Regions from separate parts of the Mus musculus genome. Here region 2 is linked to region 1. The links are chromatin loops, found by intact Hi-C in ENCODE. Cell type or tissue: gastrocnemius. All regions are shown on one strand. Links, peaks and the distances in the headings refer to the core of each region. The heading gives the core; the rest is flanking DNA. Region 1 overlaps Kdm6a (lysine (K)-specific demethylase 6A). Region 2 overlaps Dipk2b (divergent protein kinase domain 2B).

What was found. Peaks named below come from ENCODE experiments on the same cell type or tissue, not always from the same donor. Only the 100,000 strongest peaks of a DNase experiment are listed, where the experiment ranks them.
Region 2: it touches region 1 in a loop (6-fold over the local background); 8 of 42 quality-filtered maps call a loop at or near these places.

What each region holds. Positions count from the first base shown.
Region 1 is chrX:18,270,257-18,285,860 of GRCm38, forward strand. Kdm6a (lysine (K)-specific demethylase 6A) reads left to right here. Exons shown (of 29, transcript NM_001310444.1): 25 at 1,589-1,776; 26 at 2,692-2,833; 27 at 4,779-4,905; 28 at 7,120-7,290; 29 at 8,370-9,680. The coding sequence ends at 8,399. Among named protein-coding and RNA genes, the nearest start is that of Kdm6a, 120 kb to the left of the region's middle. In gastrocnemius, for the core only: no CTCF peak of the experiment used is centred there; no DNase peak of the experiment used is centred there; H3K4me3 peaks cover 561 bases; H3K27ac peaks cover 1,327 bases.
Region 2 is chrX:18,432,747-18,448,350 of GRCm38, forward strand. Dipk2b (divergent protein kinase domain 2B) reads right to left here. Exons shown (of 5, transcript NM_175228.4): 2 at 14,832-15,096. Among named protein-coding and RNA genes, the nearest start is that of Dipk2b, 21 kb to the right of the region's middle. In gastrocnemius, for the core only: a CTCF peak has its summit at 9,502 (motif pointing left); a DNase peak (open chromatin) is centred at 9,518; H3K27ac peaks cover 558 bases.

The sequences.
Region 1 (15,604 bases), core at 3,313-11,312:
TGTTTAATTCAATTCAAGGAAACCAGATTCAGAATTTTACAGATTCAAATGTATTGATGAAGTAACTTCCTCTACTTTATACCATAATTTGTAGACTATTAGTTCTATTGATTAATTAAGGTTGCTGCCTGTTTACTTTTATGATGGTAGCACAAGGTTGAAATAGTGCTAGGATATGTGCTAATAACCATTTTTGTTTTATAGAGAGCTTTATTTGCATACCCTTATCACAAACATCTAGCCAGTCCTATCCCCTTGGCACTTAGAGTGTCATTAGCAATGTGTTCTAGAGTTTCAGAGAGTTGCCTAGCAGTTTACAAAGTTTTTATTTGTTTGTTTAGAGAGATAAGAGAACAAACATGAAAACACAGGATTAAGGGTGCGTAGGGCCTCTTTTCTCCTTTTACCATGTAGGGCCCAGGGATCTAAGTTCCTCAGGCTTGGTGGCAGATACTTTTACCAACCTAGCCATCTTGCCAGCCCTGAATTAAATAGCAGGTATTTGTTACTAGCTGAGCTGTCTTGCCAGCCCCGATTGATTGATTGATTGATGATTGATTTGGAAGAAAAAGGGAAAAAGAGAGATACTGAAGTTCTATTTTAGGTCAAAGGTTTTTCCCATATAATCTTGGATAATAGATGGTTTGCAGATTGTATGGTTTCTGTCACAATTGTGTTATAACAAAAAACAGTCATTGATCATATGTAAATAAATGGTAATGTCTATCTTCTAATAACATTTGTTGATAAAAACTGTCAGCAGGGTCATAGTTTTGTGTTACGACTTAATATGTACTTTGTCATATACTTTACCCCAAGTTATAAAGTAAAGGTTACTTCTTAGATTTTAAGCAAATACTTCCACTATATAAGTTCTTCTTTCCCCAAAATATGAAATTTGAAGTGGTTATTAAAGTGTATAAATTTCTTTTATAGGAAAAGTTACTATATAATTTTTCCAACATATATTATGAATAACCAGTAAAATATTAAAGTAAATTAGTAATAGGATCTATAGAATGTTTCCAAAGTGGTGGTCATAGTGGTGGTCATGGCTATTATGCATGATATATACAAGTTGGTTTTCAAGTGCATAGTTTTAATTAGCTGATCTTCAAAACCATTTAGAAGTTGACAACTTATTCCCCTTTTCCTGACTCAAAGCAGCAGGAGAGACTCTTTCTTGTGTGGGTTTTCTGGTACATAGTGTCCTTGTTTATGAATTTAAGTGAATTTATCTTCATCCTCTGTCATTTAGTGATTTCAAGGTACTGCAAGAATAGAAGGGTTTGGTGTTTAAAAGTAGGGAGGGACCTTAGTGAAATGAAATTAGAATAAAAGTATGTGCTATTTTAAAAGTAGCTACAGATTCCCCTTGGATTGTAGAGAAAGGAATTTCAGCTGTCTTTAGATATATTCCTGTACTTAACTTTAATTTCACTCTTTACATACATGTAGCAGTTTTTGTTAACAGTTAAGTTTTATTAAAATGAATTATCATTAAAAAAAACTTTTATATATATATATATATATATATAAAGAATTTATTAGAGTCCTTGACTGATTTGTTCTGTTCTTCTTATTTCAGAAATAATTTGAATTTCTTAATGGGTTCTTGGTGGCCCAACCTTGAAGATCTATATGAAGCAAATGTTCCAGTGTATAGGTTTATTCAGCGACCTGGAGATCTGGTCTGGATAAATGCTGGCACTGTTCATTGGGTTCAAGCTATTGGCTGGTGCAACAATATTGCTTGGAATGTTGGTCCACTTACAGGTATTTTAAAAGAATATACTTGGAAAAGGATTTAACCTAAAGTAAATAAATAAGTAAATGTCTTTTTTTAAAATAAGGAATGTCTCCTTTTTAGTATAAAAGTTAAATGTTAGCTAACTATTGAAAGTCCAAAGCCCTAGATCCTTAACAAATGAAAGACTTAAAAGTTTATATAGTTTTTTATACGTGGAAAATGTACTTGTAATTACTTTTTAGAGTCCTCAATTTTGTTTTATAAAGGGAACTCTTAAGGGAGAAGAATAAATAATTACAAATGCATTCTTATAGGTTTTTCTTCTATATTAAGTTGTATGTAAAACAGTTTGTGCCTACCCTTAGGTAGTATGCCTTAAAGTTAAGAATTTGGCATTTGTAGCCAGGAAGACCTGAATTTGAACCAGGACTTAGCTTTATAAGCTTGGGCAAGTTACTTAATTTTTCTAGTCCTTGATTTTTTTCATCTAGTGATGATAGTAAAACCAGTAAGGAAATTTTAAGAATTAAATGAGATAATGGATAAAAGTTAGTTATACACATAGGAAGCACTCTCTATATGATTACTACTGATGCTATTACCATAATTATCACAAAACAAAAATTTTTGTAAGCAGGGTGGTAGTGGCACATGCCTTTAATCTCAACATTTGAGAGGTAGAAGCAGGTAGATCTGTAAGTTCAAGGCCAGCCTGGTTTACAGAGTGAGTTCCAGTACAGCCAAGTCTACACAGAGAAACCCTGTTTCAAAAAATAATAATAAAAATAACAATTAATACATACATACATATATGTGTGTTTGTGTGTGTGTGTGTATATATATATATATATAGTTTTAGTGACTTGAGATTTTCATGAGGTAATAATGTTTATCTTCACATCTTTTCATGGTTTTGGTTTGTGATTTGTTTTTCTCCTCAGCCTGTCAGTATAAGTTAGCAGTGGAACGTTATGAATGGAACAAGTTGCAAAATGTAAAGTCAATAGTACCCATGGTTCATCTTTCCTGGAATATGGCACGAAATATCAAGGTTTCAGATCCAAAGCTTTTTGAAATGATTAAGTAAGTACTTTCTAAAATTGTACTAAACTCTTAAGGGGCAGGATGACTGTTAAGCACTCCCCCCTCCCCTTAGAATTATGTTACATTATATAGAATTACATTAAAACAAGATGATCCAGAAGTCTAGCAAAATATGAGATTCTGCTTGTTACAACTACTTTTCCCTTCCAAATAGCCCACTATTGTTTTAAAAAGAATAAAGGTATAAATTATTCTATGGCAGAAGATTGACTTTTTAGTATTTCCCCATTCTTCTCTGAATTATTTCATTTCTCAGTAGGACTGTATGGGACACAAGGAGAGAAGACAGCAGAAGCCAAAGGCATGGTCTTAAATTTTGCTGTGATAAAAGTTTTTAGTTGCTAGTTTATTTGGTACTCTAAATATATACATGTATATCCTTACTCTCTGACAACTGTTTTAGGTTTGACATATAACCATAGCCTAAAGCATTAGTTTTGTTTTGTTTTTTTTTTTTAATAAATTAAACATACAAAATTTTAAAAACAAAATTCAGTGAATTTCTTGGAATATGATCTTTAAAGAAAGCCTGCAATACTAAAGTTGACATTGTTATCTATTTAGTAAGCTTATAGTTAGGTTGTGTTATGTATGTATTAATTAAGTCATACCTCCCAAGGATTAATATTTATGGGTAAGTTGAAGATAAATATACTATTATCTTGAATTTTAATTGTTTGACAATCAAGAACAATTGAACACCTACTGCATATGGCAGTGACATAGCAAATAGAATAATAGATAAGACTTTTGCTGTCAAGATGATACTCAGTTGATAAACCCTTTCTTTCAAATTGCTTAAAAGAGTAATCTAGGTCAGCCACTCAGTTCTAATGGAAAACCTGAGCGCTAAGATTTACAGGAGAGTAAGAATTTAGCAGTGCCAAGTAATGAGAACCAACTAGGAAAATCAGCACAAATTTTAAGAATTACAAAAGGCATAAATTACAACAAAAGTTGAGTCGTGTTACTATAAATGGATTATACTATGTCATCTTAAGTTAGAATGAAGAAATACCTGTCTCTTCTGCAATCAGTAAACCAGGTTTTTGTATCTTGTAGTTAATGAATTTATAAATTTTTCTGTGCTCGTGGAAGTAAAAAAAGCAAGTACAGAGATGATGATGTTAATAAGTGTTTAGGTAGTGTGACTAGAGATGATGTGCCTTTCTGCCTATGTAGAATCATAAGTATTCATATCTAGTATTTCAACCCCTGACTTTAAGGGTGGGGAAGATGACTCTTGGAGAGGTTAATTGATTTGGCCGGATAAGAACCCACATTAGTAACTCAAACAAGGAGAGTTTTATATATTAAGAATATTATATATATATATATCCAGATACCAATTTCAACTATAAATGACTTGACATTGTCATCCTTGGAGCTGTTGATCATTTGTTCTTTTTTTTTTTTTTTTTTTTAAATTCATGAGTATACAGCAGCTGTCTTAAGACACACCAGAAGAGGGCATCAGGTCCTATTACAGATGGTTGTGAGCCACCATGCAGTTGCTGGGAATTGAATTCAGGGTCTCCAGAAAAGCAGTCAGTGCTCTTAACCACTGAGCCATCTCTCTAGTCCTTGTTCTATTTTTTTTAAATCTGATAATATCTAAAAATTTGACAAATGAACTGAGCATGGTAGCTCACACCTATTTATCTCAGCAGTTGGTAGTCTGAGATGGGATTGATTAATTGCCACAGTTTGAGTCCATTTTCAAATTTTCAAATATATAGTGAATTATACACCATCTTTAGCAGATTCCAAAAATAATCTGGGAGTGGAGAGCAGAAGACATACAACAAAAGAAAAATGGATGTTAGAAGCAAATCTCTTGGCATTATTTCTAATTGGTATATCTCTTAGGTGAAAAATATGTAGTATTTGGCTGCTAGTAATGAGTAATTTTCTCCTATATTAGGTATTGTCTTCTGAGAACGCTGAAGCAATGTCAGACATTGAGGGAAGCTCTAATTGCTGCAGGAAAAGAGATCATATGGCACGGGCGGACAAAAGAAGAACCAGCTCATTATTGTAGTATTTGTGAGGTAAGTCATTTTTGCCCACAATTGTTTATAAAAAGTTTTGTTTTTTAGTCTTTTTTTTTGTAGTGCATTTTACTTTGATTAGCATTATATATAGTTTTAATATTTTCTCATCAGATATTAATGTTTAATGGTGTTATATCTCCTTAGTTGTTTACCTTAACAGTATCCACTATAGAGTCGTTTGGCTGTTTGATCATTAACCAACAAGGAAAGTTAGGAGATTGTAGGTTAGGAACAATCTAGATGTACACAGATGCCAATAAACTGGGTTGAGTTTGGTATAGCCTAGTGGGCTTTGGTGTCCAGTTCTCTGGTGGAGTTCACATTTGACGTGTCAGTCTTCTGCTGTGGCTAAGGCTTGCAAGGGAAACGACAACAAAGTTATACCTGGTCTGAGAAACTTGAAATCTATTTTACAGTCAACTAATAAGTAATGTACATTGGGATTATAATGAATATGAAGGTGGCCTTAGTACAAAAATGCAGAGAGGAATAATTGATGTAGTTTAGTTTTCCTTTCTGTTATTGGCAGTAAGAACTTAGGAAAACAACAGCAAATCCATAGCTTTATCCCTTTCTTGAAGGATGAGTGTGGTTTCAGAAGGTTATATACAAACTATAGTGAGAATACAGGTTGACTGTCAGAAATACCATGAGTAGAGAAATTGAATACCTTTAGAAGAAAGGTTAGCTAGTCCCATGTGGCTATAATACTGACAGTTACAGATTCTTCTCATAAAATCTAGGTGACATGTAGCTTTTGATGTATCATGAAGCTGTCAAATAATGTGATGTTTATTCCAAAGTCATTGAATCCACCAGAAACATTTGAGAAGTCAACAAAGACAGTATCTGTTTCAGACAGAAAAACGGAAAGAATAGAGAAAATAAGATACATCATAGCTAATTCCTATAATAGATAATTCCTTTGCCACATATGCTAGACTAAAAATATGGCAATGGATTGTTAAAATGGTATAGAAATTTTAAAGTAAAGTATTTCTCAGCCTTCCTAATGCTGTGAGGACTAATAAGGAATATGGTTCCTCATGTTGTGGTGACCTCCAACCTTAAAATTATTTTCATTACTATTTCATAACTGTAATTTTGCTAGTTATAAATTGTAATGTATATCTGTGTTTTCTGATGGTCTTAGGCAGCCCTTGTGAAAGGGTTATTCAACTCCCAAAGGGGTCACAACCCACAGGTTGAAAAACACTGATCTATAAGATAAAAACCATTAGGTAACTTATTAAAAGGTAGAATTGAGGGACAAGTTGAAGAATACTGACAGATTTTCTAGCTCCATTCTTTAGGCTCATGTCATTGCCCATTAAGGATAATGAGAAATATGGTAAACTCTGGAATCTTGAATTGGCTCATTCTCATTGATAATTTCCTATCTTTGAAGAAGTTTAAGGATAAATTACAGATGGGGGCATTGATGATCTATTCCAAACTTTGAACTTTGCTAATTCTGTTGTTGACTTTAATTTTAAATTATTTACTTCATTTAGCATTTTAGTGGTGTATAAGGTAGTCAGAGGAAATTAATGAGGAAGTAAATGTGTCTTATACCTTGAAAAAATATCTGAGGATGAGTCGTACACAAGGTTATTTTAAGACAGATATATTATTTCTAATGTTTCAAAAACTCTTACTTTTAACATGAAGCTTATAACAAATACTTACTGTTACTTGCCAGTTTCTTCATCTATAAAATAATCAGTATATTCATTCATTTCACAGGTGTATTTTGAAGTTTTAGTAAGCACTAGGTACTATGACATGCTCTGGCAGTGCAAATATGAACACAGTCTTTGTATTCAAAGAGTTCAGTCTATACGGTTGCCTGTGATGGATTCTGTCAAGGAAACATGCAAAGAAAATAGTGATCACTTGACAAATTGTATACTAATGTTTTGATTTAAAAGAAAAATAAACTGGTATTTAGTAAAATTTTTAATTAAGTTCTATTAGAATTGTCATGGTTATACCATTAATTTCTTTCATTCACCTAAATATGATTGCTCTCATGTCTTGAGGTTTGGTGCAGTATAAACATTTTCAGTCTCAGTCTCACACTCCTGCTTGCTCCCCCACCCCCATCTTTTAACTGTACAGTTTTTTTTTAAAGTAGAAGACTATAACATAGAAGCAGTACAATAAACATTATCATATCTGTTGACCCCATTTTTCATTTGTGTAAAACAGGTGGAGGTTTTTGATCTGCTTTTTGTCACTAATGAGAGTAATTCTCGAAAAACCTACATAGTACATTGCCAAGATTGTGCACGAAAAACAAGTGGGAATCTGGAAAATTTTGTGGTGCTAGAACAGTACAAAATGGAGGATCTGATGCAAGTCTATGACCAATTTACATTAGTAAGTGAAATCAACATGTGAGTACATTAGATCAGTTGGGAGGCAGTAGTGTTTGCTCTGCTACCTGATAAATAGGAGGTAATGAAATATGTAGATTTTCTTTTTGCTTATCAAGATACTTCATGAGAGTATATTTATATTTCTTTTACCACCTTCTCCAAGTACTTATTCCTATAAAATTGACATATCACTTTTGCCTTGCTTCTTGGAGAGACCAGCCTAAAAATAATGGTTAAAACTGTATGATTTACAATGCTATCATGATTTTCATATTGTTTCATCTTGGCTGGTGAAATGTTTGCTTAAATAGTGTCTACAAAATAAAGCAGTGTGAGTGTGCTTTGAAATATACTTCTGCTTTTAGGGCTAATTGAATTTGTTTAAAATTGTGTACTGGCAGATGTTTTAATCTCGTGGGAGTATTTGAGGAGTGTTTAACTTCCTTGCATGTGGTATAACCTTATGAATTTTAAGTGTACTCACAAATCACAAAGTTTTTCATTGTAAGCAGCAGATACAGGAAGCATTTCACTCAAAACAGATCTGACTAGAACTACAGACATAATTTATGAATTTTTTTTTCTTCCAATACTTTCCACATACATGTAATCAAAACCTAGCTTTTGAAGTTTAGCTCCTGGTATTTTCATTTGGATGGTGTTCAAGATTGCTTCAAGAAAAAAAGAAAATCACCTGGAATTTATCCCCCCCCCCAAAAAAAAAGTATTACCAGCCTTAGATTACTGAAGGCAGTCACTAGTAATATTGTAAATAATTTGATAAATTGATTTTGTAAAGCCCTGTCAATGAAAGCAATATATAAAAAGTGGTAAACTAAATAATATTCTAAAAGATTTAGGAGGCATAGTAAAACATACAAAAGATTCTTACAAAAGGTGGCCAGGTGGGAGATCTTAAGGGAAATTGTACTGTTTCGTTGTGTAACAAGGCTGTTGAACTTTAACAGAGAATAATTTCCGCCAGTTTCATAAAGCAACATATATATTTGCAGCTGTGAATCAAGGAGCACAACTAACAAATGAGCATACCAAAATAGTCTGCCTTGCTTTTATTTCCAGGCTCCTCCATTACCATCCGCCTCATCTTGATATTGTTCCATGGACATTAAACATGAGACCTTTTCTGCTATTCAGAAAGTAACCCAGTTCTGCACCACTGCTATTTGTAGCTATCTCGTAAGGCTGCTGGCTGAAAACTGTGTCTATGCAACCTTCCAAGTGTGGAGTGTCAACCAACTGGACGGGAGAGTACTGCTCCTATGCCAGGACTCTCGTAAAGCTAATTAGCTGAACTTCAGAGAAAAAAAAAAGAATAATAATTACCACGTTTTGTATATATCTGACAAAACTGGCAACATCATAAAGACTACTGACTTGAAGACAACCTCTTTTATATTTCTCGATTTCTGGGCTAATGAATTTGTTTTCACCTATCTTTTCCCTTTCAGAATTTTATTCGGGGGGGAAAATAACTAGCCTAGCTGGTCATTTCTTTGTAAGGTAGTTAGCAATATTTAGTCTTTCTTTGGTCACCTTTTTTTTTTTAATGTGAAAAGTTAAGTAAGAAACTTTTTTTACTGCTTTTATGAATTTCTGTCTTGTTTTGAAACTATGATCGTTATAATTTTGGTTCCCAAATAAAACATTTAAAAAAAATAATTAACAGCAACGTCACAAAGATAATGGATTGCACATAGACTAAGAAATAAACTTCAGAATTGTGATTTTTTTTGTTTCTAATCTTGATGTAAATTTACACTATTTATAAATACATATTTATTGCCTGAAAATATTTGTGAATGGAATGCTGTTATTTTTTCCAGATTTACCTGCCATTGAAATTTTAAGGAGTTCTGTAATTTCAAACACTACTCCTATTACATTTTCTATGTGTAAATAAAACTGCTTAGCCTTGTACAGAAACTTTTATTAAAATTGTTTAATGTTTAAAGAGTTTTCTATTGTTTGAGTTTTAAAAAGAATTTATGTACAGTGCCCAATTTTTGTTCACTTTTCAAATCTGATTATATATATTTTATATATACTTATGTCTGTATATATAATATATATAGAAATCTAGATATATGTATAAAGATTTAGAATTTGAATTTTTCTTGTTTTAAGTTTCACATCTATGGTAGATTTTTGAGGTGTCTACTGTAAAGTATTGCTCACAAAAAGTATGATTATTTTTAAAGAAATATATATGGTATGTATCTTCAAGACCTAAAATGTCAGACTGGTTTATTGTTAAATTGCAACTACTGCAATTACAGACAAAAAAAATCTGCCAAATGTAGTATAATAGAAAACATAGTGATTGAACTTAAAACTTTAAAGGGAGTTTTAATACAGGCTTTTCAAATCCTATACATGACTCATCATTTTTTATGAGGAAAAAATTTCCAGGATGAAGGGCCGTGTTTTAGAATACAAATTAATTTAAGAGGCTTATTTTTTAATGTTAGGCAATTTTGAAATATCATGCCTTTCTGCATGCATGACAGTGGAGTGGGATTATGTTACCATTCACAGATTACCGCTAGTTAATGCTAGGATTTTTTTCCTTCTTTTTTTTTTTTTTTTTTTTTTTTTAAATAATGGCACCTTCCATTTGTACCATTTTCTTAAGTACTTTGGGACACATTTTTATTTTAGAATATAGTTCTTAAGAATTTTCCACCAAATTAGGGAAGAAGAATAGAGAATGCTGTAAGTAAAGAGTGGGTGGCTGGGTTGGTTGGTTCATATCTAGTCTTACCTGCTGGACCATTGTGGTGAATATATTATCTTTTCAGATATTTTTTAGAGTATGTCTTAGGAGTATTTCAAGGACTGAAAGTATAGAGATATTTTATTCAGTTGGTTAATAACTTAGTAAACATTGAATGTCTATTGGCATTCATTTCTTATTATTTCAGGAAGCAATTATTCCAAATCATTTATCCAAATACTGATTCAGCTGTTTAACTACAAATATTTTAAATGGTTAATTTGTAAAAATAAGCTATCAAGAAAGTCCAACAGAATGAAATAAGGAAGTAAGGCTTTTGTGAATAAAAATTCTAAGCCAACCTTAAAGGAACAAAACTACACCTAACTGTTCTTACTTTGTTCTAGTTTTTTGTTCTAGTCTTACTGACATATCTTTTGAGTGACTATGTTAAGGTAAAGTTTTGTCAAGATGAATGTGTTGTCTTACATCTATATAAGAGAAATTTATGTAATCCAAGTTTGAATAAATATATCAAGATTAGTTCTTGCTTAGGAACTTAGTCTTTGAATAAGTAAAAATAGAAATATGGAGATAGGAAGTAGAGGTCAAGTCAATATTATTCTTAAATAGATGAGTGAAGGTCTTTGTAAACAGCTTTACTTCAACTAACAGTCTTTATGATTTGCATTTTTCAAGTTTTAGAAGATAGTTTTGTTTTCTTTACTGTTTACATAGGTAAGTCCATTAAATATGCAATATCCAGATGTCTTAATAATGAAACAAATTTGCATCATAGTATATGCATTGAGAAAGAAGCTCATTTCATACATAATATATAAATAACAAAGCACATGTTGATCCAAGTGCCAACAAAATTCTTTTCTCATTGGCACTGATTAAAAGTTACTTTTAATGAGTATCAGTATTGCAATTTGATTTGCCTAACCTATTATTTAAGTTAATACAAAATTCTAAGTTTACATTTTAAAATAAAACCAAAGTCACATTTACAAAACAATGAACTGATAATTAGGACCTTTCAAAGTACTAGTAATTGACTAATCAAAATTAAGGACCAAATAATGTAGCAGCTTAAGTGAAATGAGGTGTCTTCTAGATATGAAATACTATTTTTATTGTGTGTCTGATGGGAAGGCTACATATATGCCATGCCATAAAATTATGTGGAATTTCATTTATTCTACATATTTATCACACACATGAGTAAAATGTGATTCCTGCTTTCTAGCCTTTTTATATACATCTAGGAAGGGATATATATATATATCCTGGGAGCTTAGAGATCAACTAGCAGGAGTGACATTGGGGCATGCATTTCAGCATCATCATACCTAACAGGACAAGCTGATTTGGGAATTCCAAATGTGGCTGAGGTTGAAGGAATGGCAAAAGACAGTTTGAAAAGAGCTAAAGACTCAACACTGGAAAGCTTTTCTTGCCATATGGAATGTTTGCATTTGTAGTTAATGTGAAACCATCTATTAGATTTAAGCTAAAGAACATTGAGTTTACAGTGCTCTTCCTGCCTGTTTATTAGTTTTGTACACTGTGTTTCTTATATTGACTTTGAACTCATATCCCTCAGCCTCCTGAACACGGAGATTACAAGCTTATACTACCATACCTAGCTTTATTGCCCTTTTCATCTTCTCTGCATTGCAACTTGATATTTCAGAAGGAAGAGATGATGCAGGCTTGAACTTCAAATTTTAAAGACCAAATCTGTAAGACCAAGTAGATATTTTTTCATGTAAACAAGGGTACTTCTTAGCCAGAATAGGTGATAACATGTGAGAAGTTCTGGAGGCACTAGATTTAACTGTAAAAGTAGCAATTGGATGTCTGAAATTAAGGTGTAACCTGGACCACAAGTATAGCTGAATGTTCTTTGAGGTGGTGCTAAAGACCCAAAAGATAATACAGGGACTGTCAGATGAAAAAACAGGTTGGTTAAATACCCAATACAAATATCAACACATAAAAGACAGGATACAAAGGAGCATAAAACTTAAGGTAACTAGAGTTAGGCTAGAACTTTTTGAAAAACAAACAAACAAAAAAAACTATTCCATGCCTCAAAGAAAAGGATTAGCCAGCTGGCTTTGAGTTGCCATTTGATTGTTGGTGATATTTGCCAGAGCTACTTCAGTGAAATAACGTGATTACTGAGAAAGGTATTAGTTTTGAGAGACGTGGATTGGTTTTGGTCTTTCTAGGAACTCCAGATAAGAAATTTAAGTTGCTACTCCTTGGTGACTAGCAAATCACCTATAAAACCGTATGTAGGGCTGGTGAGATGTGGATGACGGAAGAGCACTTGCCATAAGTGTTTGATCACCAGAACTCAACATGGTGGGAAGAGAACATTCCTTCAAGTTGATCGCTGACCTGTGTGTGTGTGTGTGTCATATATGGCTGCTACCTAAGCGTATGATGTTTTGTTTAAAAAAAAAAATTGAACAAGAAAATGAGAATTGACATTGTCATGACTTCAGTATTTCTGTCATGGACTTACATGATAGAAAGATTTGAAGGAAATGATATTTCCTTCCATTTAGCCCTGGTTTGACCTCATCTTTACATACAAGTAAATTCAGGCAAATGGAGATCATATAATTTGCATTAAGGGTTGTAGGTTACTTAATGCGGAAGCCAAAATATCTCTTTGCAGTCCCATTCCAAATTGTACTTCTTATTAGAGAACTAGGAATTGCTTAATCCTTAGTCTACCATTGTGTTAGTATTAAGGACTTATCCTGTTTGAATTTTTCTTTACCAAGCTCAAGATATCTTTAAACTTAATAACCTAAAATTAAGTTGGCCATATCTGATAGAACCTAAACCTTCAGACTAAAAGAGCACTGTTAATAGTTGGGTTGGACAACTGCTATGAAATGGAACCGCTCTAGTCAAACCAACGATGTATGGCCTATTTTTTTAAATGACTAAACATTTTAATACCAACAGGCAGAAAGATTGATTACTAATGAACATAAGGACTAATATTATAAGATAATTAGCTAGATAGTGGTGGTACACGCCTTTAATCCCAGCACTTGGGAGGCTGAGGTAGACTGATCTCTGACCTTGAGACCAACTAGATACAGCATGTGTCTGCGTGAATGCAAAGGATTCAAATGCAGATTCTCTTGCTTGTACTGCAAATATTCATCCATTAAAACATCTCCCCAGTCTCCCTGAATGTTTTTCTCCCCAATATATTATGGTATACATACAGGTAGTAAGATAATTACATATTATCTCTTTTTGTACATAATATGGTTACATATGTCCTGTCTCAAAGAAGATATTCATAACTGTGTGTAAGACCAGAGATAAATTTAATGGGTTGGAGAGATTGGTCATTGGTTAACAGCATGTATTGCTCTTCCAGAGGACCCAGGTTTCATTTCTAACACTCAATGTCAAGCAGCTTACAAGCCTAAAACTCCATCCATGTCCAGGAGATCCAATGTCTTCTTTGGGACTCCACAAGCATATGTACTCACATATGTCACTCCCCCCCCCCCACACACACACACACAATTCATAACTAAGAATAGCATTTTAAAAGGTATGTTTAATATAGAGCAATACTCTAAAATATACTTTCCTTCAAGAATGCACAAGTACAATATACTTACTTTAAAAGAGAAGGGGGACAGAGTAAGTGAATCCATAATACTAATGCATCAGAAGTTTTCATCTGAAAAGACTATAGTTCATCCAAGATTTAAAAATACAAGTGCTATATATAAATTCCAAGTAGGTGTGTATTTTGCACACATTAAGATCTCAAGTCTTACTGCTTTGAGACAGGGTCTCCTGTTGACTTGAAGGTTGCTGTTTTTGACTGATTGGCCAGCAAGCTCTCATGATTTACCTGTCTCTGCCCCACAAAATGCTCTGGTTACAGATACATACAGCTATTCTTGTCTTTGCGTGAATGCAAAGGATTCAAATGCAGATTCTCTTGCTTGTACTGCAAATATTCATCCATTAAAACATCTCCCCAGTCTCCCTGAATGTTTTTCTCCCCAATATATTATGGTATACATACAGGTAGTAAGATAATTACATATTATCTCTTTTTGTACATAATATTTTTTTTAAAGAATAGCTAAGATCTCTGTCCCTATCATAGTACCAGTTTATTAACTTTAGTCCATGCTATTCATTACAATTTTAAATTTGCACTATTTTGTCTCCTTTAACCTTCCCCATCCCCAACTTGGGGTCACTACTGATTGAGTCATTCTCTCTGTATTTATCAACCTGTAAATTATGTTGCCATATGTCATACTAAATCAGATTGTGTTCATAGTGCATGAATTAGAATTCCCCTAGTCTTATCTCCATTTCCAGAAAAGACCGGTTAGCTGCAAGAAAGTTCCATGAATCAGAGGCCATTGAAGAGCTCTGTGTGAACCTAGGAAGACCAGGAAACCTACTTCCCTTTTAGGCTTTTCTGCCAACTCTATCCAGTGCCCTTTGGCTGCTAGTGCTGCTGCTGCTTTCTCTTCCTCTTTCTCTTCCTTTTTACCTGTTTCACTGTTTTACCCATATACTTTCCCTCCCAGTTCAAATACTCTGATCCTATAGGCTAAATTTTTGTTTGGACCTTTATTATCTTAAAGTTTTTATGTCTTAGACATAAATTATATAAAAAATTTATGTAAGCCACCCATCATATAAGGAAATGGAATATTACTAATGCCCTAGATTCCAGAAGCTGCCTATTCTATCCATACTCTTCACCAAAGGATAACATCATCCTATTCTCTAAAAATGATTTATGTTCTTTTACCATTTTCTAACTCGGTGTATGTGATAAAGCTACTCATTATGAATTGAAGTATTGTCTCTTGGAGAGGGGAAGGCCTCATAAAATCTTGGGATAACAAACTTTAGAAGTTCTAGAAGCTCTAGAAAGTTATAAGATTCTTAGGCCATTTTACCTAGATTAGAAGAGCAGTATACAATTGCTCAAGGAATGGAGCCTTTTCAGTGGAGCTGCCTCTAAGTTGGGTAAAGAATTACAAGGATATAGCCTTCTGAATTTATCCCCATGCTGAGGTAGGCTTTTAAGCTGCCTTTTAGCAACCATACTCCCATAAGTAACCCCAATGAACTCTACCCAAGCTGAACTTGCTTTGGTCAGCCGTCTGAGCCTCATCAGAGGTGAACAGGTATTTATGGTTGTCTCCTCAGCGAAAGTATACAGCAGTATACCACAGATACACATTAGTTTCTGGATTTTAAATTTGCTTTCTCACATCTAAAGATGGGCATATTTAAATTAAATATTAAATACTAGTGGGCATATTAAATACTCATGACATTTATGCATAACAATTGACTGTTCATTTTCTGTATGCCAAATTTCCACATGGCATCATTTAGCTTAGCTGTCATTTAACACAGTAGTATTGTATACCTGATACTGTGTTGCATCGAGAAACACAAGATATCAATCAGATGTCTCACTTCATAGTGTTTGTTGCTAGTCAACTATTTAATACAACACATGGCTAGGGAAATATCTCAGTGTACAGTA
Region 2 (15,604 bases), core at 4,558-12,557, 160 kb after region 1:
ATCAGGAATCGGCAGAGATATTGAACAGAACCCTAAAAGAGACCTTAACTAAATTGTCCTTGGAGACTGGCACTAACTGGGTGGTGCTCTATCCCCTGGCCCTATTCCGAGCCAGGAACACCCCCTACCGTTTTAACCTGACTCCCTTTGAGATTCTGTATGGGACTCCCACTCCCTTGACCCTGTCTCTTGATCCCCCAGAGTGGCTTTTCAGGCAGATGAGGATCTTACGGCTTGATTGCAAGCTTTCCAGATCAGTCACCAGGAATTGTGGCTTAAACTTAGTGCCCTGTATATGTGGGTATCAAGTTGGAGATTGGGTATATGTTAAGAGGAATCATGCTGAAAAGTTGGAAGCAAAGTGGAAAGGGCTGTTATTGGTGTTGACCGCCCCGACCTCTGAAAAAGTGGATGGAGTAACTTCCTGGGTTCATGTAACTCATGTCAGACCAGCACCTGAACTTTATGCCAACTGGATAGCAAACAGACATCCGAGCAACCCCCTCAAACTCAAGATTACCCACACTTCTGAAAGGCCAGAGAAACCATGAGATGGCTATGGTGTATCTTCCTTCTGGAGAGGAGCCTTAGCACTCTCCACAACCCTACCAAAGTGACTTAGCAAGTGCTTTCTGCCGCTTTTTTTTGTTTGTTTGTTTGTTTTTTTTTTGGGGGGGTGTAGCTTGGTCCACTACAGAGGAACACCTGCCTTTACGGTAGCAGTACCTGCCTGTACGTAGCGGTAGGCCTTGACTCCTGGGATATCTCTACCCTAGAGACACAGGGGGAGGGATTACCTGAATGTGGGGGATGGGGGAAGAGGGACTTGTGAATCTAAACTGTGTCTCAGAAGTGACCTTGGAGGGTGGGGCTTAGGGTGCGGACACCCGAAGTTGAGGAGTGTCCTGAGAGAAACCCCCATAAACGAGTGCCCGCAAGATGTGAGGAACCAGTAGCAGGCCCATCAGTGTGTGTGAGCCACCCACTTTTTCTGTGCTACTGGGAGGTCTGAAACATCGGGAAGCACATACTGCAGGCCATTCTGGGTTAGTTAAGAATTCCATGGCCAAGGTGAGAGAAGGGCTAGCCAAGTGGAAGAGAACAGACTCAGGGCTGGTTCAAATCTTAACTCCTCCCCTTGGTTAACTACTCTCATATTCACCTTGTTAGGACCCCTAATTATTCTCCTACTATTGTTGACCTTTGGACCTTGTGTACTAAACAAGTGAAAAGGCTTTCATAAAAGCGAGCATAGGACCAGTACAGCTGATAGTCCTGCACTAACAATATGAGACCCTGAGGATAGGACTTGAAGAATATGAGTTAGTTATGCAAGACCCCTGAGTGTAACTCCAGGATTAGAGCTCATATCAGAAAAAGGGCGGAATGAGTGACCCTAAGGGCTTTTTCCAGTCCCACATCCTCCTTACAGCTTCCCTCTCCTCCCTGGGGTCAAGGCTAGGCCAAGTTCCATTCTCCACCCACAGGAACATTCTTGAGTAAAAATTCTCAGAATGTACTGACCCTCTGGAAAGTCCCAGGTAGAATTCAAATGTGTGTCATGCTTGCTAGTTAAAGGTCAATATGCTTAGTCAGTAAGTTTGAACTGTAACTTTGCTGATGTAACCTGTACCCCTAAAAAGTATAAAAACTGCTTGTAATAGCCATTTGGGGTCACCTTCTAGTCACTCACCTTGAGGGACTAATTGAAGGCTGACCCTGATGCATCAGAAAATAAACCTCTTGCTTTTGCATCAAAAAAGAAGTTATTTAGAATATATGTATCTGATAAAGAAATTGTATTCAAAACATAAATATGTAACTTGTGAAAATCAGTAACAAACAGAAAACTGTACAAAATGGATCCATGTAAGTACCTTTTCAAAGGTCAAAGAAGCCAATAAATACATGAGAAAGGGCCCCACATCATAAGTCATCAGAAATATGCAAGTGAGATCATGTGAAAGACTGTTAGACACCCACTAAATAACTGAAGTTCAAAATTAAAAGTGGCATTGATGCAGATAGGAATCAGCAGTTAGTATTCTCTTTTCCATTGCATATAGGCAGAAGCACATATTGCATACTGAGAATAGGAAAACTTGCAGTCCTTTCAGACTCTGTCCATATATAATGTTATGACCCAGAAAATTCACTTCAACATATTTGTGTTCAACTGTGATGTTCAACTGTAGTCTAGGCACGTGTAACAATGTTGGCACCAATTCCAAGTCACAATAGCCCCAACTAAATATAACTTAAATGCTCATCAATAGCAGACTATATAACCTGTATCAGTAAAAATAAAGTATTACACTTCTAGGAAAAGAAAATAAACTTTTGATACTCATAATAATATGAATAAATACCATGACTTGATGATATTCTAGTAGTCTAACATTGTACTATTCCATTTAAATGGAGTTCAAAAATGTGCAAAAATCATCCAAGGTGACTCAGTCCAGAATAGTAAGCACTTTGAGGGGGAGACAGGAAAAGCTACTGCTTCAGTTTGGCTGGGATTGTAAGGTTTGCTAGGATAGTGTATTTTCATTCCAAAAATCAACTATTTATCAGGACATAGGGATGGTTTGTTACCCTATCAAGGAACATTTTTTGAAAGAGACATGAAGAAGCCTTCTGAGGTGCTTGAAACATCCAGTATCTTGTGGGTGGTATCTCTGAGTGAGCCCACATGTTAAATTTTACCTAGTATACTTAAGATTTGTGTATTTGTATATGTTATTTATACTTTAGTTAGAAGTCTTTAAAAACAGCTATTTGCCCTGAATAGTGATGCATACCTGAAATTCTAGCACTTAGGAGGCTGAAGTAGGAAGAATAAAGTAGTTTAAGACTAGCCTGACATATATAGCAAGAACTTGTCTTAACCAAACCAAACCAACCAACCACCCACCCAACCACCCACCCAGTCAGCCAACCACCCAATCAACCAACCAGTCAACCAACTAATCAACCAACCAACCAACCAAACAACCAACCAACCAACCAACCACCAACCAACTACCCAGCCAACCAACCAACCAACTAACCAAATCTTAAAACAACCTCAATAATTGACATTGTACAGAGGTTTTATTAAAAAACAAAAGGAAAGGCTTGTTGAATAGGGTCACAGGAAGAATTTTGGTGGCCAACAAATTGAATCTCTGCTTTTGTTTAAAGTTTGACTGTCTTCTTTGCCAGATGATGAGACTTTGATCTGAAAAAGGGTGGAACATAGTAGGCTGAGCAGGAATGAAAAGCCAGCTACACCAAAAAAGCTTGTATTGTTCTGAACAAGTTTCCTGGCACAAAAGCCCGCAGAGAGTTTGCAGACAGTATTTCTGAACCATAGGCAGTAAATATAGAGATCAGAAAATAACCCAAAAGCTTGTTTTTGGTATTCAGAAGGAGGGAGGGGTGCATTAGAGAAATTGGTGACTAATAGGCTCATCCTGGATCATGGTAAATATCCTAAAAAAAGATGTAGAAGCTTCTGGGATGACACTTGATATTATGGAACCACTGAGAATTCAAATAAATTCTGACTGACTTTCTTCTTTGACCTGGCTATTTTATTATTATTTTTTTAATCTCAGAAATAGAATACATGAATGTAGTGAGATACTCAACAGTGATTCTTATTTTAACACTAAAGATTTTGGCTGCGAACCCAAAGATAATTAATAATAACTGGCTAACTGGATTTCTCTAAAAGCTAATAAATAAAATTTCATGGAAAATAAGGCATTTCCTTTGGCCCTGTCTTGTGTAACAACTTTATTAACAATAGTATATAACTAATGTTTTGTTAATTAGAACTGAAGATGATATGTACTTGGGATGATAGTACCTATGAGAAAGAATCAGAATCAAGAGGCTGGAGAGATATCTTAGCAGATAAGAATACTTGTTGGCACTGGGTGTGGTGGCACATGCCTTTAATCCCGGCATTTGGGAGGCAGAGGCAGGCGGATTTCTGAGTTTGAGGCCAGCCTGGTCTACAGAGTGAGTGCCAGGACAGCCAGGGCTATACAGAGAAACCCTGTCTCGAAAATCCAAGAAGAAGAAGAAGAAGAAGAGGAGGAGGAGGAGGAGGAGGAGGAGGAGGAGGAGGAGGAGGAGGAGGATACTTGTTGCTCTTCTAGAGGACCTGGGTTTCATTCTCAGTGCTCACAACTATATAGATTCCAGCATATCAAAAACCTCTCTCTGGTTTCTGTGGGCAACAACACACATGTGGTATACACATATAAGATAAAAATAAATATGATTCTTTTTTTGAGTCAGGATTAAGCTGAGAGGCTAGAGTAATAGATTTAATTTAGGATCAGTTTTGTGGGCTAAGTGTTCTGTTCTTATAAATGAAAATCTAGTGAGAAGAGTTTTTAGTTAAGATATAAGCTAACATTAATATACTTCAATGTGAGGTCCATGGGCAGATAAGAAAGAGAACTGTGGATTTTTAGAGATGCAACCATTTTGGAGGGAGAATTTTGGGCAAGTGAATAGAAATAATTTATATCATGAAAGTTACAAGAAGACAGACTAACAGTGAATTTTCAGGGGATTTCTTCTGCCACCCCCAAATAGTTTTTTTCTGAAGGAATGTGTTTCCTGTCATTGTATGGTAAGGTAGACAATCATTTTTTGTGTGTGTTTACGCTACTTTCTTTAACTGGTGATGTTTCAAGTTTACTTCAAGAACATAATTATGACAAACAGAAATAGAGCTGCTTCCTACTCCAGCAGCTATACCTTCCTCAGCATGACGGACTATCCCCTAAAACTGTGTACCCCAAATAATCCCTTCCTTTCTCTCTCGAAGTCTTCAATTAATTAGTTAGTGTGTGTATGAAAGGAGCACATGACACTTATTTGGAGGTTAGAAGACAGCTTGTGAGAGTCAGTTTTCTCCTAGGATGTGGGGTCCTGGGATTGAATTCAGACTGGTAGACTTGCTGGCAGATCCTTTTTCAAGCTGATCCATCTTACTGGCCTTAGAAACCTATTTTAATCTTGCTCTGAGGCCTGCTGTCATATATAAACTGGGAGTAAATTTACCTCTTAACATAAAAGTGAAAAGTGTATGAATCATGCCTTCCACAGAAGTCTAGATAATATTCAAAGAGGAGAATTAACTCAGCTGGGAAAATTATGTCTACTGTAAGTTACCCTGATTTTGGCTGAACTAACATTCATTTTTATATCCTTTTGTTCTTCCACATCAGGACACACCTCTGCATTGATTTCTGACTTTCCTCTGAAGTGATCTGGCAAAGCCTAATAAATCATGTACATAGTGGTAATATGGAATTTTTCTCATTGTTATTTTGTCCACATTACAATTTCAGTTCTTTGCTCCGTGCTGTAAAGATAAAGCTGTTAAATCCCTGTGTTTTTGTCTTTTTATTTTTTTATTTTTTTTGTCTGATGTTACAGCATTTTAATTAGACATAATAGTCTTTAATATTTCTAGTTCCAAAAATTTATTGAGAGTTTTATGGCCTAATTAACACTTTTTAAATGTAATATATAAGCTGGTTCTATAATTTATTCTTCTATGTGACTTTCTTTACAGAAATTATCTATAGTTATATATTTAGCTTATGTTTTCTTTATGTTATGTGAGCGTACATACTGATATAGCCAGTCCAGAGACCTCAGAGCCAAGTCACATTTACAGGAAAAACATTCATTTCTTATCTGCAGGTAATTTGTTCTACACTACTCTGTACATGAGAAAAAATATATATAGCACCAATTCTAAATAAAGCAATTCCAAATTAATTATTTTTCTCCACATATGCAAAGAACTCTGAAAAAGTTTAATTTACAAATTATTCACAGTAAAGTATAACAATAACTAATATTAAAATACAGTAAGTGTAGGGCTAGGTAGGGAGTTGGTTCAGATAGTAAAGTACTTTCTGTGCAAGCATGAGAGCATGAATTTGTCTCCTCAGTATCCATATAAAACCCTAGGATTGTGGCGTACATCCATAACTTGGAAGTTGGAGAGTAGAGACAGGTGGATCCTCATGGTCAGCCAGCCTAGCTAAAGTGGTTAAGTCTAGGTTCAGTAAGAAACAGGATCTTACAAGAAAGGAAACATAATGTCTTAGTCAGGGTTTTACTGCTGTGAAGAGAGAGCATGGCCATTGGAGCTCTTATAAAGGAAACTATTTAATTGAGGTTGGCATTCCGTTTCAGAAGTTTAGTCCATTATTATCGTGGCAGGAACCATGGCAGCAGCATGCAAGCAGGCATGGTGCTGGAGGACCCAAGATCTACATCTTGATCCAAAGTTAGCAGAAAGAGAATATGTACCATATTGGGCATAGCTTTAGCATGGGAGACCTCAAAGTCCACTACCCCCACAGTGACACACTTCCTCCAACAAGGTCACACCTCCTAATAGTGTCACTACCTATGAGCCAAGCATTCAAAAAGATGAGACTATGGGGCCATACCTATTCAAACTACCACATATAGAGACAGCTTGAGAGACATCATGATGCCAATTAAATAAAAATATAATAATTATAGCAATATACTATAGTAATACTTATTTCAAAGCTATGAATTGCTTGTTTCTGGAATTTATTTTTTCTTTTTATGGTTTTAGAGCTTTATTGTAGAAAGGCAGGGAGAAAGAGAGAAGGTAGAAAAGAGGGAGACCAGCAATGGTCATGTGGAGAGAAGGGGGGGAAGGGAGAAAGAGAAGGAGGGCTAGAGATGAGAGTAAGAAAGGTGAGAGCTTAAAGAGCAGAATTTCTTATTTAATATTCTGAACCATGGTTGACTTTAGGTAGTGGGAATTGTAAAGTGAAATTTCAAATAAGGGGAGGGGCTACTATACATCAGAATAGAGGTAGTGAGATCTCAAAGGAAGGATTTTATAGCAAAAATGGGGGATGGCTCAATGTCTTTTGAGGGGGCTTGGTTCACTAAAGTGTAAGTAAATGCTGGAAAAGTTCAAAGCCCTTCTCTATAGACAAGGCTCTCTTACATGTTCTGTCTTAACTGCTCAGACTTTAGTCATGCATTGGTTGGGGGGCTCTTCTAGTCTACATTTGAGTGCCATGTGGGCAGGCCTGAGTACCCTGGTGACCTGTCTTATGCCCACTTTGCCTCCCTTTTCTGCTTAAACTTGTCTATGTTAAGCCTAGGCAAACATTTTACCATGTTTTGTCTTCATTTATGAGGTCTGTGAAGAATGAATTAGGAGTCATTTTATTGGACTGAGTAGGTGACCTATCCCCCCCACCTCCTGTGAATCTACAATGCAGTGAGGGCCTGGAAATTAGTAGGTCAAGTGTCTTAATTACTTTTTTCTTGCTGTGATAAGGCACTATGACCAAGGCAACTTATAAAAGTGTTTGGTTTGAGCTGATGATTTTAGAAGGTTAGAGTGCTTGTTGGTGAAGCAAAAGCATAGCAACAGGAATAGTTGAGAGCTTACCTTTTGATCTGCAAGAAGAAAGCAGAGAGAGGCAATGTGAGAGAGTAAGGGAGATGGAGATATAAAAATAAAGAGATAGATTATGATAGCAAGATAGATAGATAGATAGATAGATAGATAGATAGATAGATAGATAGATAGATAGAGATAGGACTGGGATAGCAGTCTTTTGAAACCTCAAATCACCTCATTTTGCCCCCAGTGAAATACTTTCTCCAACAAGCTTCCTAGTCATTCTCAAACAGTTCTACTAGCTGGGGACCCAGGTATCAAACATGAACTTATTGGGGCCATTTTTATTCAAACCACCCCAGAGGGTCTCAGTTCTATTCTGAACAGTGTGTCACAAATGTGATTTGCGTAAGCCTCAATAATACCAACACCAAACAAATCCCATTATTAAAAAAAAAATCTTAGTTCTTTCAGCTCTCAGCAATTCCAAGGTTAGCAGGAGAAATGATACTGTGGAGACACTCAGTCCATCCCATAGCATCTCTCCAGTGCTCCTTCAAAACCCCTTGGGCAACAAACAGTACAGTGGTTACTTCCAAGGGTTCCCAGAAGCAAGGTCACGTGATGTAGTCACCATGTGCTTCTGATGGAGCTCTGATTTGAAAGACTGTTCAGCAAAGGGTGCGGAAGAAAAAAACCTGTCTCAAGTGACACTGGCAAGACGTTTTTGGTTGCTTAACTTTTCTTGTTCACTAACAATCATTTCTTTGTTTTTGTTATAGCCCAGGTGGGCTTTCCACTTGCCCCAGCTTCCCAAATTCTGGAATTACAGATGTACCCAATCCAGCTGGGGTAGTCATGTAGTCCTTTCAATTTTGATTCCAGTGTTAGACAAGTATGAAAATAATGCAGCCAGTAGTGAGCTTTTTTTTTTTTTTAAATTTTCAGCATCAATATAGTCACCCTAACATTTAAACAAAGAAAGAAACAAAAACCTGTTGAAAGGTGTGGAAGGGTTCTTGAGCTAGTAGTGGCTTGTGAGAAATTAAAAATTTATATTCTGAAAAGTAGTTGTGAACCTAATATAAAATTGCATTTCCATGAAAACACTGTCATTCCTTGTCTGGTATCAGAATGTAGGTAGTACAGTCTCTCACCACACTGAGATGTCATCTTCTAGCGTGCAGGAAACTCATGCCCTTCCAGTGTCTTCCTAGGTCCTGTAAAACACCAGAGTCTAGCATGGCTGTCCTCTAAGAGGCTCCACCTAGAAGCTGACTCAGACAGATGCAGACACCTACAGCCAAACAGTGGATGGAGCTTGGGGATTCTCATGGAAGACTCGGGGGAAGGATTGCAGACCTCGAAGGGAATAGGAACTCTACAGGAAAATCAACAAAGTTAACTAACCTGGACCCTAGGGGCTCTCAGAGACTGAACCACCAATCAAAGAACATACACAGGCTGAACCTAGGCCTCCTCACACATGTGTAACAGGTTTGCAGCTTTGTCTTCATGTGGGTCCTGAAAAACTGGAGCAGGGGCTATCCCAAAAGCAGTTGCATATCTGTGGGATATGTTCTTCAAGCTGGGCAGCCTTGTCTGGCCTCAGTAGGAGAGGATGAGTCTAACCTCACAGAGACTTGATGTGCTGGGGTGTGGAGGATAATGAGGGGGCCCCACTCGCTTAGAGGAAAAGAGGAGGGAGTGATCAGGAGTGGGAGGCAAAGAACGGATGTAAAATGAATAGAAACCCTTCAGATCCAGGGGATTCTGAGGAATTTGATCAAATAAATTAATAAAATGGTCAAACAAAACAAAACAAAACAAAACAAACAAACAAACAAAAAACCCAAAACAAAAATCCTTAGATATTGTTGAATTAAATTTAAGCAAAAATGAATTTATCTTGTTCAGCAGTTACATATAAGCCTGTATTTTGACTGAATGATTAAGCTGCATTTTGGTGAATTTGCTTCTTTTCTGAATCTATCTGTTCAAAGAAAAAATGGAAACTAGGAAGTAAAATTGTCAGCTGTCCGGGTTTAAACAAAGCTGTTGGAAGACTCTGTATTGCCATCTAGTGGTCAAAAAGCTCCTCGCCCATTCTCCTTGGAGATGGTAACCTGATTTGCACCTAGGATTATGTCCAGACCGATTAGATGGCTCTTGAGAGGATGGAAAGCAGACATGATAGGGCGAAAGTGTTTTTCCCTTTCTAACCACTGGCTAGCTTGGGTGCTTGCTTTTTTTTGCATTTGGCATAATACCAGGGAAGCCTTCTTCGTAGTTTTGCAAACAAGCGTATTGTGAAAAAAAAAAAAAAAAAAAAAAAGAGTGGTGTTCTTGGCTGTGCTTCTGTTTGGGGACTAGCAATTCAGGCTGTGGGATATTTCCATCAGAACAATGTAGAAAAGTCATGGTTTCATAGCCACACACGCCCTGGATTTTCAACTTCCTCTTGATTACTGCTTCTGCCACCGTCTTTGGCAGACCCTGTTGTAGATATTCTGTGGCTCCAAAGAGTGTTCACATGACAAAGTTGGACTTGGCCCTGAAGGAGGGGAGCCTCAGACTCCAGACTCTGCCTCTGATGAGGACCACTGGGCTGTTCATCCATGCTGACTTTATTAATAAACAAGAAGACACAGTGTCCAGATCGAAGGCCCAATGGCCAGCTGCTGTGCTCCTTCTATTTACTTCTATTTCTTTGTTTTCTCCTCTCCTCTCCTCTCTGCTTTTCCAGTTCTCTCTCTGCACAAGGGTTGTTAGTTTATTATGGCACTTTCCTACTTTCCCTGAACACATACCAACAATCACAATTGTACATTCTCTCTCTCTCTCTCTCTCTCTCTCTCTCTCTCTCTCTCTCTCTCTCCCTCCCCCTCTCCCCCCTCACACACACACTCTTAAGGGATTTGGTCTAGATCACTGTTAAAAAGTAGCTCTTGAGAAAATGGGGTTGGGGTAGGAGGCTTAAGTCAAACACTGTCAGAATGTCAGGCTTGGCTGGTAGTCTGAGCTGGCTCTGGGCTATTTGGTGTACATCGAAAGATGAGGTATAGTTTGTTCCCATCTATTCTACAATAGCTTCCCATTTGGTGCATAAAACTTCCACATAAGTATAAGCAGGATTTCCCAACCATAAATAAGTCCCTATGCCTGATGGATTGTCAGAAAAAGAGGTCAGAGTTGTTCAACTAAATCTAGGGCTCAGGGATCTCAGCTTGTTCCAGATGAGATAAGGGATAGACACTGCTTGCTTAGAATGCTTTTGAGATGGTTGTGGTGCTATATTTGAGTTCTTTGGAAAGAATATATGGGTGTGGGTTTGGGTACACGATCCTCAACACTTCATCCTTTATAGAACATGTTGGGGTATTTGTGTAGAGTTTAGGCAGAACTCCAAAATTTTAATCATTTCTAGATGACTTACAATAACCTACACCATATGCAAATAATTATGCTTTGTTGCTTAGGTAAAGATAAAAAGGAAAAATACAGTTACAGTTAAGAGAGTCACTTTCATTTTAGTCTTTTTAGGTGGGTTCTCACTAGGTTGCATAGACTGGTTTAGAACTCTTGAATTTTAGGGGTTCTTCCACCTCATAATCCAAAGTAGCTAGGACTATAAGTAAGTACCCCAGATTGTTTTGGATTGGTGGTTGATTGAATACATGACACGGAGTCCACTAATACAGAAGGCTGGCAGCATTAAGAACATCTGAAATAGTTAACAAAATACCACTGTAATTGTTATGCCAGAGAATTACACTCTTGGCTTTGTATCCAAATGTTTTCCTCAAGTGCTGACAGTTAAATGCTTTTTGTTGTTATTATTTTCCTGGGTTACACTGGGTGAGAGTTTTAAACTCCACTGATAAATCTATTTGAAACTGAGTTTTGCTAAAAAAGAAAAGAATAAGCATGTGAGTAATAATAAGATAAGATCTGGGAGCAGCAAAGAGCAGCAAAAATCTAAGGGCAAGGTTGAAGATGCCAAATGAAAAGGATCTCTGGGAAGAAAGTATGACAAGAAAGGGAGAAGAAGCTGTCAGAAAAGAATACTGATGACTTTGATCTTAGTCAATAGAAAAACTATGGGGTTTGTCCAAAATTTATAAAATGGCATTTGATGTTTTTTTTTTCTTTTGTTTTATAGGGAAGGAGAATGTCTACTGGGGATGAAAAATGGGTTAGGGGAGGGACAAAGAAAAGTGAATATATTTATGGTATGGGCTATCTTAGTGTTGGTAAGAGATGTTTTTTGGGCAGAAAGAAATGAAACTTGTAAATACATGCCAAATGCAAAATGAAAAAAAAAATGGATGGAGAAAATATTTGCACAATAAATAAAAGAAAGGGACTCATTTTTTTCTTTTTTACCAAAACACCATGTATACTTCTACAGTGATGGGTTTCTTTGAAAGCATCTCCTATCTCTAAGCATACTAGGAGGAAGGGATCAGGCAGAACAGGGAGCATGTACTGCCATTTTTGAAACGAGTAAATCCAGTGATAGTAGACTTCACATCCATCTGTGAAGTGAACACAGCAGAGCCACAGAAGTAAAAGAATGGCAGAGCTTAGAGGGCCTTTGAGCTTATCCAGAAGCACCTCTTCCTACCTCACTCTTCAGCAGGAAGGTCAAAGCAGCGTGAGGTAAATCCAAGGCTTAAACTCAAGGTCAGTGAATGAAAGATTCAAGTCAGTAGTCTGTCCCTTGTCCTCATACACATGAAAGAGTTGATAGTTTGTGGGCTTTTCTGTCTCCACCACTAAGCCCAATGCTCCTGGGAGAGGAGGCTGCACATGATTCATCTCCAAATCCACAGCCAAAGCACAGTTGTGGAAACTTGTTGAATGTATGAATGAGAATCAGAAGCACTAATTCTGCCTGAGATTCTGTTTCTTTTCATTCTGCCTCAGTTTATAGTGACAGATCTGAGTTCAAGAACAGTTTTCACGTTCCATGGGTGTCTTAGGGTTTTCATCGCTGTGAAGAGACACTATGACCAAGAGATCTTATGAAGGACAACATTTAATTGGGGCTGGCTTACAGGTTCTGAGGTTCAGTCCATTATCATCAAGGCAGAAAGCATAGCAGCATACAGACAGATGTAGGGCTGGAGTTGCTGAGAGTTCTACTTCTTGTTCCAAAGATAGCTAAGAAAAGACTGGCTTTCAGGCACCTAGGAGGGTCTCCAAGCCCAACACCCACAGTGACACACTTCCTCCAACTAGGCCACACCTCCGAATAGTGCCGATCCCTGGGCCAAGCATATTCAAACCACCACAATGGGTCTCTAGCCTATCCCTTGGTGTCCACATACACTAAAACAGGTGACTCTAGATGTACCAGAAGGGTGCTTTGAACTTGTCAGGACTCACAGATAATTCCTAATCTATTGTTATTATGAAAGTGTCTAGGGCACAAGGGGACTAGTTTACCTTAGTCTATAGCAGTGTTTTCCAACCTGGGTTGAGACTCTTATAGGCTGTCCTGCATATCAGATATTCACATTATAATTTATAACAGTAGCAAAATTACAGTTATGAAGTAACAATGAAATAATTTTATGGTTGGGGACCATCACAACATAAGGAGTTGCATTAAAGGTTTACAGCATTGGGAAGGCCAAGAACCACTAGTCTAGAGCCTAAGAGATCTAGCTGCATTGTAATGCCTTTTGTGAGAGAAATGAAGGTTCTTTTTTTTTTCATATAAAAACACACTTTATTTAAAAAAAAAAACCAAAAAGCAAAACACATGGTGTCTACTTTAAGACCACAATAAAAATAGTTCAAAGAAAAAGATAACAGAAAACTCTGAAAATGCTTAATACATTTGAATATATTAGAAACAGGAGCTCAGAATAGACGTAATAAAGTTCAATTCAACATATTCTCATGTGTCTCACCGAAATGAAGGTTCTTGTGCTCACTGATTAGCACTAGGGGAACCAGGAATTATTAAACACACAGAGCTGTCTCTCCAAAGAGAGAAATGTATAACCTGTTTCCCATCCAGAAGGCTGGGAGAAGACTGGTGACTTTTGCGTTGTATGGTGGAGACATGAGCTTTTCTCATGAGCTTGTCAATCTATAGGATCTATAATTATGGAAGAGGTCACATGTACTTTACAAAGAGTATCAATGAAGTCATGTCTTGTGTACATGGGACTGAGTTATTAATATCACCAAGAAGCCATTCACCAAATTTTGCTGTGCTTAGCTATGTCTTAAATAAACGTCTTGAGTTCAGAGTCCTGAAGTTTGGACCAACACTGGCTACTTAGTTGTGTTGAATGAACTATTTTCATCACTCCCTGGAATGGGATCATCACTCTGCTGGCTGGTGTGGTAGCAGAGAGCCCTACAGACTTTGGAATTCATCTTGTATGCCAGGAAGTTCCTTCTTTTGCAATGTTTCTAAGTTTCAAGGTGAAAATAGTCTTGCCTTGGGGGACTGTGTATCTTACTATTGACTTGTTAGCAAGAAGCTAGGGCAAAAGGACAGCCTTGGTAGACTCAGCTTTATCCAGTGTCAGATGGTACCTTTAAGTGTCAGATGGTACTTTCCTTGACACATGATTTCAAGACAGTTTCCACGTATACTAGTCAGGATTCCTAAAGCACCAGAGAAGAACCAACGTTGTGTGTGTGTGTGTGTGTGTGTGTGTGTGTGTGTGTGTGTGTGTGTGTTATAGTCTTACTATGTAGTTCAAACTGGCCTCCAACTTGTGGCATGCTACTCCTGCTTTTACTTCCTGACTACTGAGATTACAGTCACATGCCACCATGCCTGGCCTTTGTATGGGAGTTTCTATAGAGAGCAGCTCAGCTCACCTGAGGTTTGTGAAGGCATCCAGGGGGAATATTGCAGTTGAGTTTAAGCTTGTCAGAGGAGTGGGCTGGTAAGGGCTGCTAAGGGCTTGGCAATCTTCAGCTCAAAGATGACAGCCAGGAACTCTTTATCAAATAACCACCGAGGATCACATAGAAGAGGGTGGTGGATGACAATATAACAGAGCATTATAAGCCAATTTTGATTAGTCTTTTTCTTGTCACAAGCCAAGATGTTTTATGATTGTTTTGTCACTTTAGATAAACCAATACTCCTGCTTTTTGTTAGAGCAGTGGTTCTCAACCTTGCTAGCTAATGCTGTGACCCTTTAAAACATATAGTTCCTCATGAAGTAGCATGTTTATGCTACTCCATAATTGTAATTTTGTTACTGTTATGAATCATAATGCAATGTCTGTGTTTTCCAGTCATCTGTGGTGATTCCTGTGGAAGGGTCCCCAAAGGAGTGGCAACCCACAGGTTTGAGAGCCTCTGTGTTTTGAGGTGTGATGTATGAGTGGCTATTTCTTGCCACCCCTCATTCCACCCGTGGCCCACACTCACCTGCACCAGGTCAGGTGTGAGGCGCTTGGCCTGCAGCCATTTCTGGAACCTCCCTGTTTTCTGAAGGATGCGCTCAATGCTGCAGGTCTTTGGTGCTGATACAGAGGCACAGATCCTCCTGTCAGAGATCTCAATTTGGTACCTGCTGACCAGTTGAGAAATCTCCACAGGGCGCCAGGTTTTAGAGTCATCTGAGTAATTTGCAGCATAAGAATGCAAGTCCTGAGGAGGCAGTCCCAGGTGGGAAGCCAGTGAGTTGTCAAACCTGCGGGAAGCACAGGGCAAACCTGTGAGCCAGAAGTCAGCAGAGCTGAAGAGCAGGGAAATGGGACAACAGCCTTTCTGATCATTTCTTTTCCTTTGATTTGTTCTAAACTCCTTTTACAAAAAGATTACCTATATTTGATCAAATATATGATGCCAAAAGAAGTCACTCAGAAACTATCCTTTCCCCCCAATGTACAGAAGGGTCAACTGTGGTTCTTTGAACTTCAACTCCATTTTAAGATAATACCTTTACACCTTTGGTTCTTTTTATATCTCACTCTTTCCTTATAGATATGGAAACTGAAGCATATAAAGCTTAAGTATCTTGTTGAAAAATCCAACACAATGTTGACAATCAGGGGCATAAAACTCCAAGTATTTTGCTTAACAAACTCTATTGGTCCAAACCACCCATGTTTTGACCAAGGCCTGGGTCTTGGAAACAGTTTTCTCCAAGACACTCTTGGGCCTGAACTTGAAAGACCACCACTCCACCGTATCCAACC